2 separate regions of the Homo sapiens genome follow, and region 1 is linked to region 2. Evidence: read pairs that join two places in POLR2A ChIA-PET (ENCODE). Cell type or tissue: B cell. All regions are shown on one strand. Links, peaks and the distances in the headings refer to the core of each region. The heading gives the core; the rest is flanking DNA. Region 1 overlaps CCDC110 (coiled-coil domain containing 110). Region 2 overlaps SNX25 (sorting nexin 25).

Region 1 (5,385 bases), core at 245-5,244, 240 kb before region 2:
GATGCGGCATCTTCAACGAGAATATTTAAGTTTAAGTGATAAAATTTGTAATCAGCATAATGACCCTTCAAAAACAACTTACATTTCAAGAAGAGAGAAATTCCATTTTGACAACTATACTCACGAAGATACTTCTAGTCCTCAGAGTAGGCCTTTGGCTTCGGATTTGAAAGGTACGCAAGTCCTGGTAGATTAGTAGAGATGTGTTTAAGATTCTTTTAGCCTATTGGGCACTACAGAGTACAGAAATAAGGAGGAAACTTTAAAATGAATACAATTTTGTTTTGTAAAATTTGTATCCAATTTATTATACAGTGAAATTATTTAGGAATTTTTTCTAGATAAAATATATATTATTTTGTTTATATTATGTGCATTGTATGTGTACAAACCAAGTTTGGCAGTGAGCAAGAGGGAGTTAATTATTATTTTAAAGTATAAGTAGCACTCCCACCTTAAAAGAATTCTTTTTTTTTTCCCTAGGAATTCCAAGTAAACTGTATCATTTGCTTCCATCCAAGATATATAAATAAACTGCTAAAATCAATGTTTCAAAACCTTTGTCCAAGTACTTTTTCCCCCCACAAAATAATTTTAAATTATGTGATTACATTAACCTGGTAATTGATTAGACTAGTTTTTAAAATTAGAAATTGGAATTAAGTATATATTTTATACTGTCAAGAACGGTGGCGAATCTGAGATTTTACCCAACTAGTAAGCTCATATTTTAGCCTGCCACAGTTTTGTGGGTTCTAGTGGAAGTCACAAGACTCCTGAGCGAGAGATTAAGGAGAGTTTGTTACAATAGCAGGAGCCAGGGAATCAGCATGTTTGCATTGGTTGTCCAAGCCCCAGTTTCTACAGGCAGTGTAAAGAGGATCACACAGTGGATTGCATTACAGGAGAGAGTGAGCTTAGAAACCCGAGTATTATAACGGATAGTAAGATGCCTGCCCTTTCCTGTAGGTGGAAACAATACACATGCCTGCCCTGGCTCCAGAGGAAACACAATCTCTAGCTTCCAAGGTTGCAAGCACACCTGTTCTGTGCTCCAGAGACACTCTGTCTTCCAAGACTGCTATTCAAATATTCCTTGTTGAATTCTGTCCAAAGCTTTTTCTACATTTATTGGAGGTGATCCTGGTTTTTCTCCTTTAATCTGTTAATATGGTAAATTATGTTAATTTTGAAACACTAACCTTGAATTCCTGGGATAAACTCCACTGGGTGATGTTGTATTATTCTTTTAATATACATTCCTGGATTCAATTTGGTAATATTTTGTTAAGGATTTCTGCTTCTGTATTCAGAAGGATGTTGGTCTGTATTATTTTCTTGTAATGTCTTTGTCTGGCTTTGGCATCAGGAAAATCCTGTTGGGAAGTGTTTCCCCTCCTCTATTTTCTGAATTTGTGTAGGATTGGTATTATTAATATTATTCCTTCCTTAAATATTTAAATATGTAATACTCATACATATTTGTAAAATATATAATATGTAAATATTCACCAGAGGGCCTGGATTTTTCTAAATGGGAAGGTTTTACATTGCTAAATGATTTCTATTAATATAGAACTACTCAGATTTTCTATTTCTTGAGTTAGAGTTGACAATTTTGTATGTTCTGAGGAATTTGTACATTTCATGTAAGTTCTCAAATGTATTGTCACAAAGTTGTTCATAATATTCCTTATTAGCATTTTAACGTTCAAAGGACTTGTAGCGATGTCCCCTCTTTAATTTCTGACATTGGTAATTTGGGGATTCTTTTTTCTTTATTATTCTTGCTAGAGTTTTACCAATTTTATTTTTCTTTTCAAAAAATCAGCTTATTATTTCATTGATTTTTCTTGCTGCTTTGTTTTTTTCTTCCATTGATTTCTGTTCCTATTTAGTAATTTCATTCCTTTGGGTCGTCTGGTGCTACTTGGCTCCTTCCCTAGTTTCGTACCTGCATTAATAGCATCACAGAGTCTGGTATGTTTTCATTTTCATTCAGTTCAAAATACTTTCTTTTTCACTTGTGATTTATTCTTTGACCCAATGGATTGGAAGTGAGTTGCTTGATTTCTAAATGTTTGGAGATTTTCAGTTATTTTTCTTTTATTGATTTCTAATTTAATTCTGTTTTGATCAGAGAACATAATCTTTTTTAATTTATTGAGACTTGTTTTATTGCCCAGAATAAGGTCTGTCTTGGTTGATGTTTCAGGTGAACTGGAGTGTTCTATAAATGTCAACTGAGTAAACGTGGTTGACAGGTTTGAGCAAATCTATATCTGTACTGATCTTGTGTCTGCTTGTTCTAACAGTTACTGATAGAGGAACAGAGAAGTTGATTTGTTCATTCTATAAATTTGTTTAGTGTGTTTTAAAGCTCTTTTAATTTTTATTATTAATATTTTTTTTTTGAGATGGAGTCTCACTGTTGTCAGCCCGGGCTGGAGTGCAATGGAACAATCTCAGCTCACTGCAACCTCCACCTCCTGGGTTCCAGCAATTCTCCTGCCTCAGCCTCCCGAGTAGCTGAGATTACAGGCGCCTACTACCATGCCCGGCTAATTTTTGTATTTTTAGTAAAGACGGGGTTTCACCATGTTGGCCAGACTCAGTCAAACTCCTGACCTCAGGTGATCCACCTGCCTCGGCCTCCCAAAGTGCTGGGATTACAGGCATAAGCCACCGCGCCTGGCCAAAGCTCTTTTATGTATGCATACACATTTAGCACTATTATGTCCAGTTGGTAAACTGATACCTTTATTATTATGAAATAACCTTCATTATCCCTAGGGGTATTCCTTGTTCTAAAGTCTCTGATATTGATATAGCCCCTCTAGTTGTCTTTAGATTGGTATTTGCATAGTATATCTTTTTGCATCCTTTTATATTTATTTTGTAATGATGAATCAGTAGGAGAAACTCTGAATAGTTAAATAATAAATATATACCATGAAAATGGATTACTAAATCCTGAAAATCAAATATAAATCAAAGAACTAAAGTATTAAGAAAATAACTAATGGTGAGCACTATATCCATTTAAATACAAAATTAAGATTAAAGAACTGTTTGAATTATGGTTACAAAATAGAGTGTTAGTGTTAAAAAAACATTGACAATATAAAACAAACAATATAACTAAAAAGTTAGGTGCATCCTTTTACTTTTAACCTACCTTTGTCTATTTTGTTTACTGCTGAATCCCAGTGTCCAGAACCATGCCTGGAATATAGCAGACACTCAACATCTGTTAAGTGAATGATGAATGAACAGGCTGCCATTACACTAGAATATTAGGCAGAGGCTGGGCATTCACCTTGTACGAACATTATAAAGAGTTTTAAGTATCAAGAAGTTTAGACAAAATTAGCTGGGTGGGGTGGTACATACCTGTAGTCCCAGCTACTCAGGAGGCTGAGGTAGGAGGATCGCTTGACCCCAGGAGTTTGAGGCTGCAGTGAGCTATAATTGTGCCACTGCACTCCAGCCTGGGTGACAGAATGAGACCCCATCTGTTAACAACAACAGCAAAGCTTAGACAAGATGACATTTTAGGTCACTTTCTTTCTTTTTTATTTTTTTGAGATGGAGTCTTGCTCTGTGGCCCAGGCTGGAGTGCAGTGGCCTGATCTCAGCTCACTGCAACCTCCGCCTCCCAGGTTCAAGTGATTCTCCTGCTTCAGCCTCCTGAGTAGCTGGGACTACAGGCATGTGCCACCATGCCCAGCTTATTTCTGTATTTTTAGTAGAGATGAGGTTTCACTATGTTGGCCAGGCTGATCTCGAACTCCTGACCTTAAGTGATCCTCCCGCCTCAGCCTCCCAAAGTGCTGGGATTACAGGCGTGAGCCACCACGCCCGACAATTTTAGGTCACTTTCTAACAGTAGTGTAATGATTTCAAATTGCTTTATGAAGATTTTTGGAAATATATATAATATTGGGGGAGGGAGGATAATATATGTTTTTCTAGCTATCTCCCATAGGCTTATAGCCTGCCCCCTTGATAAGGTGTGAGGAGGAATAAACTGGAAACAGGTCTTCTCAAGTCTTTTTTCTTGTAAAGTAACGTGCGTTCTACAGTTGATTTCCTACAAGTAACTAACCTCCACCTTACCCTGCTCTCTAATTTTGGTAAAGGCTGTAGAGTGACTAATGTAACTGTTAAATGCAGCCAGAGGCTGGCCGTGGTGGCTCATGCCTGTAATCCCAGCACTTTGGGAGGCCGAGGCGGGTGGATTACCTGATGTCAGGAGTTCAAGACCAGCCTGACCAACATGGTGAAACCCCATCTCTACTAAAAATACAAAATTAATTAGCTGGGCTTGGTTGGCAGGCGCCTGTAATCCCAGCTACTCAGGAGACTGAGGCAGGATAATCGCGTGAACCCAGGAGGCAGAGGTTGCAGTGAGCCGAGATCACACCATTGCACTCCAGCCTGTGCAACAAGAGCGAAACTCCGTCTCAAAAAAAAAAAAAAAAATAGCAACGAGAAGGCTGAGGTGGGAGGATCGTTTGAGCCTAGGAGTTGGAGATGAGTGTGGGCAGCATAGGGAGACCTTGTCTCCACAGAAAATTTGAAAAATTAGCCAGGTGTGGTGGCATATGCCTCTGGTCCCAGCTACTTAGGAGGCTGTGGCAGGATTGCTTGAGCCTGGGAGGTTGAGGCTGCAGTGAGCCATGATCGCACCACTGCACTCCAGCCTAGGCGACAGAGCAAGACCCTGTCTCGGGAAAAAAAAAAAAAAAAAAAGCAAGACTGTGTGCTTTGCCACTGCTAGTTGTGCTAACTTGGACAAATTAGTTAATCTTTCTCTAACTCCATTTCATTGTTAGATGTAGATTAAGTGATTCATAATTGAAAACATATTAATATGGAATGCACATGGAATGGTATCTGGCACATCGCATTATATAAGTGTTATGTAATGCTACTATAATGCTACTAACTCACTTTTGGAAAATTAAGTTATAACTGATGAAAATTCAAATTAACAAATTACCTTACAACTTATTTACAACAAATTATTTGATGGATAATGATCTAGTGGTTGTTTTTGTTTTGTTTTGTTTTGTTTTAGTTTGTTTGTTTTTAGAGACAGGGTCTCACCATGTGGCCCAGTCTGGCCTCAAACTCCTGGGTCCTGGTGATCCTCCTGCCTTGGCTTCCCAAAATGCTGGTACTACAGGCATGGGCCACTGTACCCAGCCTTAATAGACCGATATATATTTTTTATTTATTTTACAGCTTATAAAATATTTTAAATTTGGTGTTCATAATAATTCTTCCAGGTAGATAATACAAATGACAGATAATGAAAGAGTCTTAAGAAATTAATTTTGCTCTAGTATAGACAGCTATAATAGTAATAGGTTGAACCTG
Region 2 (5,385 bases), core at 182-5,181:
GGGATATAGGGCGCTGTATACCTACCGCGAGGGAGGGGTATACGGCGCTGTAAACCTACCGAGAGGGAGGGGTATAGGGTGCTGAATACCTACCGCGAGGGAGGGGTATAGGGCGCTGAATACCTACCGAGAGGGAGGGGTATAGGGCGCTGTATACCTACCGTGAGGGAGGGGTATATGGCACTGAATACCTGCCATGAAGGAGGGTTATATGGTGCTGTATACCTACAGTGAACGAGGAGTATATGGTGCTGTATACCTACCGCGAAGGAGGGGTATATGGTGCTGTATACCTACCGCGAAGGAGGGGTATATGGCTCTGAATACCTGCCATGAAGGAGGGTTATATGGAGCTGAATACCTACCATGAAGGAGGGGTATATGGTGCTGTATACCTACAGTGAATGGGGGGTATATGGTGCTATATATCTGCTATATATCTACCGTGAAGGAGGGGTATATGGCGCTATATACCTACCATGAAGGAGGGGTATATGGTGCTGTATACCTACAGTGAACGAGGGATATATGGTGCTATATATCTACCATGAAGGAGGGGTATATGGCGCTATATTCCTACCGTGAAGGAGGGGTATATGGTGCTATATATCTACAGTGAAGGAGAAGTATATGGTGCTATAAGAATATGTAAGTTGAAAGATAGGAAAAGCTTCCCTGCAAAACTGATGACTGTGGTATAAAGAAAGAGAAGTTAACTAGATAAAGGGGGCAGCAGCATGCTCAAGGCAGGAGAACAATATATAAAGTCCCTACAGACAGAAAAAGCCCGGCACTATGAGGACTGAGGGTGGAGCATGAGGAGTGAGGGTAATTATGACTGGAGATTAGGCTAGAGAGCTAGGAAGAGCAGGAAGTTACTGAAAGATTTTAAACAAACATGCTGCTGAAGAGGAATTTGATTAGGCTTGCATTTTCAAAAGAATCAATGGAAGAGGGAGCCAACATGGAGGCAGAGACCAATTGAAAGGTTGTTACAGTCATCTAGGTGGGACATGACGGTAGCTAAGACCAAGCAGGAAAGACTGAAAGAAGTAGATGAATGCAAGATACTCAAGAAATAAGGGCAGGCACCCCTGTAATCCAACATTCTGGGAGGCCACGGTGGGAGGATGGCTTGAGTCCAGGAGTTTGAGACCTGCGTGGGCAACACAGAGAGACTCCATCTCTAGAAAAAACTTTTTTAATTAGCCCGGGTCAGGCACAGTGGCTCACACCTGTAATTCCAGCACTTTGGGAGGCCAAAGCAGATTAATGGCTTGAGCTCAGGAGTTCAAGACCAGGCTGGGCAACATGGTGAAACCCTGTCTCTACAAAAAATACAAAAATTAGTTGAGTGCGGTGGCATGCATCCTTAGACCCAGCTACTTGGGAGGCTGAAGTGGGAGGAAGGCTTGAGCCCAGGAAGTGGAGGTTGCGGTGAGCCAAGATCATGCCACTGCACTCCAGCCCGGGCAACAGAGCCAGATCCTGTCTCAGAAAAAAAAAAAAAAATTAGCTGGGTGTGGTGGCACCCACCTGTAGTCCCAGCCATTGGCGGGGGAGTGAGGCATGGAGGATCACAAGAGCCCAGGAGGCTGATGCTGCGGTGAGCCATGATTGTGCCACTGCACTTCAGCCTAGGCAACAGAGTGACACCCTGTCTCAAAAATAAATAAATAAATAAAATTAACAAAAGAGGTAAAAGGACAGGACTTGATGGAGTGCCTATGGGGTATAAGGAGAAGATGTCAAGAAGGACTCAGTTAGGCCGGGCGCAGTGGCTCACGCCTGTAATCCCAGCACTTTGGGAGGCCGAGGTGGGCGGATCACAAGGTCAGGAGATCGAGACCATCCTGGCTAACATGGTGAAACCCCGTCTCTACTAAAAATACAAAAATTTAGCCAGGCGTGGTGGTGGGCACCCTTATCCCAGCTACTTGGGAGGCTGAGGCAGGAGAATTGCTTGAACCTGGCAGGCAGAGGTTGTAGTAAGCCGCGATCGCACACTGCACCCCAGCCTGGGTGACAGAGCGAGACTCCATCTCAAAAAAAAAAAAAAAAGGGACTCAGTTGTGGGACCTGACTTTCAGAGGTGCTATTCACTGACACAGAAACAAGAGGAACAAGCATTAGGAGATATACCTAATGCTAAATGACGAGTTAATGGGTGCAGCACACCAACATGGCACATGTATACATATGTAACAAACCTGCACATTGTGCACAAGTACCCTAAAACTTAAAGTATAATACTAATAAAATTTAAAGAAAAAAAAAGAAACAAGAGGAACAGAGACAGACACTGGTCATAAGATGTCACAGACTCAAGCTTCGGGTACCACTGGGACTGCCAGGTGGAAATGTCAAGTTAAGCAGTTGAATAAATAAGTCTGAGGCCCAAAACTAGATCTGAACCTCAGGAATAAATCTCTTAAGTCCTCAATATAGACAGGGATGATTATTGTAGGAGGCCAAAGTTGAGACTGCCCTAAAGTAACAGAATGAAGAATGAGACCTCAAGAATGACCCAAATGCAAATCTGGGAAACATCCAACTTTCTGAGCTATCTAGCGGTTGCAGTTTCAGAAAAAAAGAAAGGTTCAGTGAAATGGAAAAAAATCAGAAAAAAAAAAAAAAGATTAACAACTCTGCTTCAGGAAAAACACATGGAAATATCTGGAACAGTTAAGATGTTAATTTCATGTATAACAAATTGGCAGCCTGCAAGCAGCCCTCGGGTATATATTTTTATGAGTTGATTTACATAAGAGGAAGAGGCCTTGTGGGAGGTGGCTTATGTGTAGCAGCTCAAGGTTGGGGACTAGAGAAAGTCCTGGCTTGATCCCAGCAGCCAGTCTGAGCCAGATGGAGAGAAGCCACAAGAAAAAAGAAGATGCTGCCTTCACAGGAGATGCAAGGAGGGGCATAAGTTCCTTAGCTTCCATAAGAAGAAAACATTTTTTCTTTTTTCTTTTTTTGTTTTTTTGAGATGGAGTCTTGCTCTGTCGTCCCAGCCTGGAGTGCAGTGGCACAATCTTGGCTCACTGCAACCTCCGCCTCCAGGGTTCAAGCGATTCTCCTGCCTCAGCCTCCTGAGTAGCTGGGACTACAGGCGCCCACCACCACACCTGGCTAATTTTTTGTATTTTTAGTAGAGACAGGGTTTCACCATGTTAGTCAGGATGGTCTTGATCTCCTGACCTTGTGATCCGCCTGCCTCAGCCTCCCAAAGTTCTGAGATTACAGGTGTGAGCCACTGCACCCAGCCCAAAAACATTTTTTAAAAACATGCCTAAGTGAGAGAAACAGGGCTAGCCTGCCAGCTTCTATAAAGCATACATGTGGCCTTGGCTTAGATAAACCCCGAAAGACGGACCAAGGCCCTCCAGACATTCAGCTCTGGAGGACTGAGACAGGAGTACCCCAACAGGGAACGTCTTTCTCACAGACTGGCAGTGGCGGCATAGCACAGGGACCTCTCTCCAGTGCTTTGCAAGCACCAGGAATGGAAGAATGTAAGTTGAGATTATCCCCAAATACATGGGACACTGTCTGTGGGCTCCCAGAAATGCTGATGGGGTGGCAGAGCAAGAAGGTAGGAGTACTGCAAGAGGATGAGGTTCTGTATGAGATCAGAACCTCATTAAAAAAAACTTTAAAATTAGTTTAATTTATGTAAACTCACCCGTATATACAGGTGGGTGAGAACTACAGAAATTCAGGTTACTGTAGCAATGAGTATTTGTAAAATATTTATCTAATTTTCCAAGAGGTATATTCTACACTAAAATAGGAAGTCTATTGAATAGATCCTAGTAGCCTAATAAACAAGTTATGTGTCTTATCCTAAGGATGCACAATTCCTTGCTCCCCTCTTTGCTTCAGAAGCATTTTACTTGGAGTTACCATATTCATTTTTCTTTACATCCAGCTTGTGGCTACTCATACCTAGAAACCCTGGGCTGACAAACATACCAGGACTGGCAAGTGCCTAGAGTGGCTGCTGAGTGCTGGCTAGCTGCAGGGGCAAAGCAGGCATACCTCACACACCTAGCTGCCTTCTCCCAAAGCAGCACCTGGGCTGAGAGGCCCACCAACATACATGCAAACCTGCTGGGATTTCTGGAAAGCTCCACCATACTTACAAAAACTACAGAAGCAGGCCAGGAGTGGTGGCTCATGCCTGTAATCCCAGAACTTTCTGGGGCCAAGGGGCACGGATCGCCTGAGGTCAGGAGTTCGAGACCAGCCTGGCCAACATGGCAAAACCCCGTCTCTACTAAAAATACAAAAATTAGCCAGGCTTGATGGCGGGCGCCTGTAATCCCAGCTACTTGGGAGGCTGAGGCAGGAGAATCACTTGAACCCGGGAGGCAGAGGTTGCAGTGAGCCAGGATTGTGCCACTGCACTCCAGCCTGGGTGACAGAGCCAGACTCCGCCTCAAAAAACTATAGAAGCACACACTCCTAGACTAAAGCAGGGTGTGACTTAGACCTAAATCCCGGCCCTTAGGGTATCCAGGAGTGCCCCTGCGAAGGGCTGCCTACCTACCTGTCATCCCCATTCAACCAAGCAACCTAGGTGGCATAGGTGACCTACAGCAGTGAAGGATAAAAATACAGGTTCTGAGTTTGCAATCTTTTTCCTTCAAAAGTACAGTTGCAATGTTAAAAATGCTGGCAAGGTGGTATGCAATTATTTCAGTCCTAACAGCCTTCCACAGACACTGTGCATTTTCTGTGTCCTGAACGCTCGGCACCAAACTTGCTGCGTCACCTTTTTAGCACAACCACGTGTACCATTCTGACTATAAAGAATCCTACATTTTAAGGAATCTAGGGCACTTCCTATCCCCAAAATGATATGGTTGGGAAACGAAGCCTAAGATATTTTTAGGAAGGCAACAGTCAATTACCATTACCAATGTGACATCGTATGCTTCAAAAACAAAAGCAGCTGAAGATTCAAGAGTGAGAAATAAATCCCCTGGGAATGACCAGAATTAAGAAGGTGCCAAGTAGAACATTCAACTTGGAAGACTTTCCTAGGATACATCTGCTGCTATATATTGTGGGATCCTTTGGTTTGGGGTTGAATTTATTGTTTAAAAGGAATGTTAGGACCCTCCTGAGAATATTCTTGAACCTATTGTAATGATAAATAATGAGAATTGTATCAAAGAAAAGTCTCACTCACTTTTGAATGTACTGTCTGTTGTCTCCATTCACACAGCTTCATTAACTCTCACTTTTTATCATTGCAGCTACACAGTATTTCTCTTTTTTTTTTCCCAAGACACAGTCTCACTCTATCACCCAGGCTGGAGTGCAGTGGTGCGACCTTGGCTCGGCCTCCCAAAGTGCTGGGATTACAGGCGTGAGCCA

What was found. Peaks named below come from ENCODE experiments on the same cell type or tissue, not always from the same donor. Only the 100,000 strongest peaks of a DNase experiment are listed, where the experiment ranks them.
Region 1: POLR2A ChIA-PET joins it to region 2 with 6 read pairs; 3 of 35 experiments call an interaction of 5 or more read pairs at or near these places.

The regions. Positions count from the first base shown.
Region 1 is chr4:185,452,914-185,458,298 of GRCh38, reverse strand. CCDC110 (coiled-coil domain containing 110) reads left to right here. Exons shown (of 7, transcript NM_152775.4): 6 at 1-173. Among named protein-coding and RNA genes, the nearest start is that of CCDC110, 16 kb to the left of the region's middle. RefSeq lists a silencer at 850-1,144. In B cell, for the core only: no CTCF peak of the experiment used is centred there; no DNase peak of the experiment used is centred there.
Region 2 is chr4:185,217,161-185,222,545 of GRCh38, reverse strand. All of the region lies in intron 1 of SNX25 (sorting nexin 25), which reads right to left. Among named protein-coding and RNA genes, the nearest start is that of SNX25, 10 kb to the right of the region's middle. In B cell, for the core only: no CTCF peak of the experiment used is centred there; a DNase peak (open chromatin) is centred at 2,785; H3K4me3 peaks cover 1,133 bases; H3K27ac peaks cover 4,398 bases.